Regions from separate parts of the Homo sapiens genome. Here region 1 is linked to region 2. A link is a loop called in an ENCODE intact Hi-C map of the cell type or tissue named here. Cell type or tissue: heart left ventricle. All regions are shown on one strand. Links, peaks and the distances in the headings refer to the core of each region. The heading gives the core; the rest is flanking DNA.

Evidence for each region. A loop is a pair of places that touch in the nucleus more often than their neighbours do. Peaks named below come from ENCODE experiments on the same cell type or tissue, not always from the same donor. Only the 100,000 strongest peaks of a DNase experiment are listed, where the experiment ranks them.
Region 1: a loop joins it to region 2, with 2.1 times the contacts of the local background. A loop is called at or near these places in 4 of 110 quality-filtered maps.

Annotation. Positions count from the first base shown.
Region 1 is chr16:3,412,266-3,415,173 of GRCh38, forward strand. No RefSeq gene overlaps it. Among named protein-coding and RNA genes, the nearest start is that of ZNF174, 13 kb to the left of the region's middle. In heart left ventricle, for the core only: no CTCF peak of the experiment used is centred there; a DNase peak (open chromatin) is centred at 1,672.
Region 2 is chr16:3,193,478-3,196,385 of GRCh38, forward strand. All of the region lies in intron 3 of OR1F1 (olfactory receptor family 1 subfamily F member 1), which reads left to right. It also overlaps the pseudogene TRK-CTT14-1. Among named protein-coding and RNA genes, the nearest start is that of TRP-AGG1-1, 2.9 kb to the left of the region's middle. In heart left ventricle, for the core only: no CTCF peak of the experiment used is centred there; no DNase peak of the experiment used is centred there; H3K27me3 peaks cover 2,500 bases.

The DNA.
Region 1 (2,908 bases), core at 275-2,774, 220 kb after region 2:
GCTAACACAGTGAAACCCCGTCTCTACTAAAAATACAAAAAAAATTAGCTGGGCGTGGTGGCAGGCACCTGTAGTCCCAGCTACTCAGGAGGCTGAGGCAGGAGAGTGGCGTGAACCCAGGAGGTGGAGCTTGCAGTGAGCCGAGTTTGCACCACTGCACTCCAGAGCCTGGGCTACAGAGCAAGACTCCGTCTCAAAAAAAAAAAAAAAAAAAAAAAAAAAAAACCCACAACCTTATCGTTCTAGAGGTCAGAAATCTGAAATTGATTTCACTCAGCCAAAATCAAGCTGTCGGCAAGGCTGGTTCCTCTGAAGGCTCTGAGGGGTGAATCTCTTGCCTTGACTTTTTCAGCTTCTAACAGCCACCCACATCCTTTGGCCTCCACCCTCAAAGTGCATCACTCCAATCTCATTCCACCGCATTCTCCTCTGACTATGACCTTCCTGCTTGCCTTGTATAAGGACCGTTATGATGTTGGGCCCACCGGCATAATCCAGAATAATCTCCCTATCTCAAGATCCTTAACTTAATAACATCTGCAAAGCCCCTTTTGCCATATAAGGTAAACTTAATGGGTTCCAAGTATTAGGATGTGGACACATTTGGGGTGCCATGACTCAACCCACCGCACATATCCATCTTGAATCAAGTTAGTCAAAGAGCATCTCTCCTAAAAGAGAAGGACCATAGATTTCTACTTAATTATAAGGGTTGGGGTCAGGCGCAGTGGCTCACACCTGCAATCCCAGGACTTTGGGAGGCCGAGGCAGGCGGATCATTTGAGGCCAGGAGTTCAAAACCAGCCTGGCCAACATGGTGAAATCCTGTCTGTACCAAAAAAAAAAAAAAAAAAAAGAATTAGCCGCGTGTGGTGGTGTGCGCCTGTAGTCCCAGCTACTCACGAGGCTGAGGCATGAGAATCTCTTGAACCCGGGAGGCGAGGCTGAAGGAAGGTAGAGGTTGCAGTGAGCTGAGATCGCACCATTGCACTCCAGCCTGGGCAACAGACCATCCCCAAGCATAGCCTTCCTTTGGTATAAGGCTCAACTCCAGGCCAAGAGGACCAGGAAGGGTCCAATGGCTACAAGAACCCAAGGTCCTGTACTCAGATGTAAGTTTCCTCTCAGCCCCCGTACCCATGCATGGTCTGCCAGAGGACCTCAGCTGCTCCAATAGATTGTGATTCTCCGTATCCACCAGTCTGTCTCTACAAATTTTGGGGTGGCTGTTTGCCCTGTGACCTCACTTCTCTTACAGAAGAATTGTTGGGTTTTTCGGGTTGTTCAGCTTTTTATTTGTCATTAGAATGGAGTGACAACTTTCAAGCTCCTTATATTTGCAACCAGAGACTGGAAGTCACAAGAGTGAAACACCGTCTCAAAAAAAAGAAAACAGCAGTGAGACAGTGACTCCCTGACCTCACTGGCTAGATGAATTCCTCTTAAACCTTCTCAAAGCAAAACATGGCTCTACTTGGCTGCAGTTGCCCTCTCAATGCAGATCGCAACGAAACCCTCTCAATGCAGATCTCTGCCTTCCCGCCTCAACACTGCACCCGGGAGCCCTCCTCCAAGGGTCAGTGCCCGATAGGTTTGAGGGCAAGCCCCCGCCAGGGTGAAGCCGCCTCCTCCTCTGGGCCTGGGACGTGCTGGGAGGGAGGGAACGCGGTCCCCCGGGGAGTCACATGCCCCCATTCCCGGGGTCACCCAGGGACAACGGGCAGGAATAGACAGGTAAGGACCCTGCAGCTGAGCGAGCCCTGTGGCCGGATGTTCCAGGTAGGCTTTTCCGGAAATCGCCACCGGAGGATAGAACGCTCCTAGGGTGAGGGGCGGGGCCTCGACAGGAAATACCTGAAAGAGTCCCCTCTGAGTGGGCTGCTTGGCGCCCAGCCCGAGGAATTCTCACCTTCCATTGCCTGGCACAGCTGTCAGGGTGAAGAGGAGGCCGGGCAGCCACGGAGCCCTCTGGGAATTGTGGTTTTCGTGGGCTCCACGTACTGCTGAGCTGTTGCTTGCCTGAGACTGTTGAACCTCAAAGGGTGTCCTGGGGTTCATTCATTAAGCTTGTTCACGCAAATGACAAATATTTATTGACTGTCCACAACACGCCAGGCACCAATAGGGGCTGGAGGCAATATGGTGAACCCGGACGATGCTCATGGTCTCTTAGAAAGCCCAGTCTCCAGGCCGGGCGCGGTGGTTCACGCCTGTAATCCCAGTACTTTGGGAGGCTGAGGTGGGCGGATCACCTGAGGTCAAGAGTTCGAGACCAGCCTGGCCTACATGGTGAAACCTCGTCTCTAACAAAAATATAAAAAAAAAAAAAAAAAAAAAAAAAAAAAAATTAGCTGGGCGTGGTGGCGTGCGCTTATAGTCCCAGCTACTCAGGGAGGCTGAGGCAGGAGAATTGCTTGAACCCAGGAGGCGGAAGTTGCAGTGAGCTAAGATCACACCACGGCACTCCAGCCTGGGTGACAGAGGGAGACTGTATCTCGGGGGAAAAAAAAAAGAAAAAAGAAAAAAGCCTAGTCTCCAGCAAGGAACACATCTGAATCAAATAATTACACAAAGGCAAAACTGCAACCACACAGCTCCTAAAAGAAATGTTAAAACAGAAATGGCACAATAACAAGTGACTGAGGAAGGATCTAATTTATAAAGATAGAAAGGTTTTTGTTTTGTTTCGTTTTGTTTTTTTGTTATGTTTTGTGTTTTGTTTTTGAGATGGAGTTTCGTTATTGTTGCCCAGGCTGGAGCGCAATGGCGCGATCTCAGCTCACCGCAACTGCCGCCTCCTGGGTTCAAGCAATTCTCCTGCCTCAGCCTCCCGAGTAGCTGGGATTACACACAACCGGCCAATTTTGTATTTTTAGTAGAGACAGGGTTTCTCCATGTTGGTTAGGCT
Region 2 (2,908 bases), core at 193-2,692:
GATAGCGCCGGTGGCGCGAGGACGCAGACTGCAGAGCTCTACGGGGAATGGGAGTTTTCTCTCGTTCACTATGGCGTCCCCGGCGACCCGAATGGAGGCTGCTGCGTTGCAAGAACTGGGCTAAGACTATTTTTTTTGAGACAGGATCTCACTCCCGTCGCCCAGGCTGGAGTGCAGTGGCGCCATCTCGGCTCCCTGCAGCCTCCACTTCCTAGGCTCAAGCGATCCTCCAGCCTCAGCCTCCCAAGTAGATGGGACTACAGGCGAGCGCAACCACAACCGGCTAATTTTAAAATTTTTGTAGAGACGGGGTCTCGCTATGTTGCTCAAGCTGGCATACTTCCTTGAATAAATGCCCAAACCAATTCTAGGGTCATTTTCTAGCCACCCGCGATAAGTTATTCTGTCTTTTAATATTCTCAGTAGGGCACGTGGTAACTGCCCCAGTGGCCTGATGGATAAGGTACTGGCCTCCTAAGCCAGGGATTGTGGGTTCGAGTTCCACCTGGGGTAAGACAACACCGACCGTAGGTGACTTGGGGTAAGGTATCACGCCTTTTAAAAAGGACAAAGCATGGAGACACATAAGTAGAAAAACTTTGCAAGAATAAGAAGAAACGGCATGAATTTGGAAGAAAAACAGGGCATTAAACAAGACACACAATCTCCTCTCTCTCTAGGATGAGAAGAGTGAAGATTTTACTTACCTCTCTCCACATCAAAGGGACAAGAAAAAGCAATGTACAGCTTTTGTATATATCAAAGTGGGAAAATGTTGGAGGCTGGTTTTCTGTTTTGGTTTGTTTGTTTGGTTTGGTTTGTCTTTCTGTTTTAGAAAGCACCCCTTGTATACACACCTCTTTGGCCCACACGTTCCATTTCATAGAAATAAGAGTACCATGTATGTACAAGGATGTTTTATTGCAGTAATTTTGTTCAAAAACGGGAAGGGAGATGACCATGAATAGGGGATGAATTGAATACAGTTTGTTTCATTAATGTTGCTCAACCTCAGAAAAGAACGTTCAATCTATCCTGGTTGACTTGGATATCCCCCACGGGAGAGATGTATGACACTTTACAAAACAAGCAGCGACTCTGAGGCCCCAGATGTTTGTGTATGATCAGTGCCAAAGGCTCTTGGCACTCGGGCCAGAGGAGAGGAGGGGAGAAAAAAGATTCTAGTAAAATGGAAAAATATGCAGATCAAAAGTAAACAGGAACAGGAGAAAACAGAGGTCTCTTTTGGAATTTAAGGGGGGCACTTGCGGAATTGGAAGTGAGGTGGGCAGATGATCATGTGGACTTAATGTGGTTTATGATCGTGAGTGATTTAGGTCTCGCTATGTTGTTCAGGCTGGTCTGGAACTCCTGTGCTCAAGTTATCTTCCTGCCTCGGCCTCCCAAAATGCTGGGATTACAGGCGTGAGCCACCGCCCTTCTTCTGTGACTTCTGATAGTGACTCCTGGGCATGAAAGACCTCGAGGGTGGAGTCTTGGCATCGGTCCAGGATTTGGGGTCCAGCAAGTGCTGTCCAGATTGGCGTGTCACTCAGTGAGCACTCTGGTGGCGGAAGGCCCCGTGTCCCCCGGAGCACAATGCCAGCCGTGCTCCGGGAAGCGCATCCCGGCCCAGGAGGGTGCTTCTTGCTCAGAGCCCGGGTCCTGGACCCAATCTCAGACCCTGCGCCTCCGGCGCTCTCCCCCCAACCGTTCCTTCTCTTCCTGCCGCTACGGAAACAGGAGAGAATCCTCCCTAAAAAGACAGGTAACTCATTGTGCTAATTGCGTTTACTATTAAAAAAAGAAAAGAAAAGAAAACAGAAAAAAAGGCAAAAAACAAAACAACAAACAAACCAAAACAGCTACCGCGACTTGTGTGCGGGTTAAACGACGCACTAGCTTCAAATGCGGGCGTCCATCCCAGTGAGAAAGGAAACAGGGCCCGGCGCGGTGGCTCAGAGAGGCAAGGCCGGGAGATTACCTGAGGTCAGGAGTTCGAGACCAGCCTGGCTAACATGGTGAAACCCTGTCTCTACTAAAAATACAAAAATATTAACCGGGCGTGGTGGGGGTGGCCTGTAATCCCAGCTACTCGGGAGGCTGAGGCAAGAGAATCGCTGGAGCCCGGGAGTTGGAGGTTGCAGTGAGCAGAGATCACACCATTGTATTACAAGCCCGGGGGACAGAGTGGAACTCAAAAAAAAAAAAAAAAAAGAAGTGAAGACCAGCAACTACCTCTGATACAGAATCCACCCTCTTTCTTTTTCTGTTTTGAAAGTCCATTTTGTTAACTGCTATATCCCCAGTGCCTGGCACACAGAGGTGCTCAATACATATTTGAGAGCATGAATTACTTTATTGGGCAATGTGGCCCCCAGTACATCTGGGCACACCTTGGGACTGAGAACATAGGGTGGGATGTACCCTCCCACCTGGGTGCGCAGCCCCACCAGGTGGGTTTGGTCACTGAGCCCCTGCCTGGGGCTTCCAGGACCCCAGAGTCTCTGTGCCACCCGCCAGCAGGACGCGTGGGTCACGTCTCTCCTGGTGGACTTTCTCTTCTCCTGGGAAGGGCAGGACCCAGCGAGCAGTTGGTGGCACTGCCTGATTCATCCTCACGTTCATGTCAAGTGGTGAGCACACACTCCATTATCAGAAAACCTTGCAGTTATGCCCAGCTAGCTCAGCCGGTAGAGCACAAGACTCTTAATCTCAGGGTCGTGGGTTTGAGCCCTGTGTTGAGCACATGTTTCCTTTTCCTTTGCAGCCCTAGGCTGCAGAGAAGGTTGAGACATGGAGTACTCTCAGGTCTTTGCCCAGTGAAAGTTTTTGGATGAAGGTTAGTAACGTTTAGCAAGACTTAGGAGATGCTAATCGGGGCCATTAAAGTTTTAAAGTAAAAATA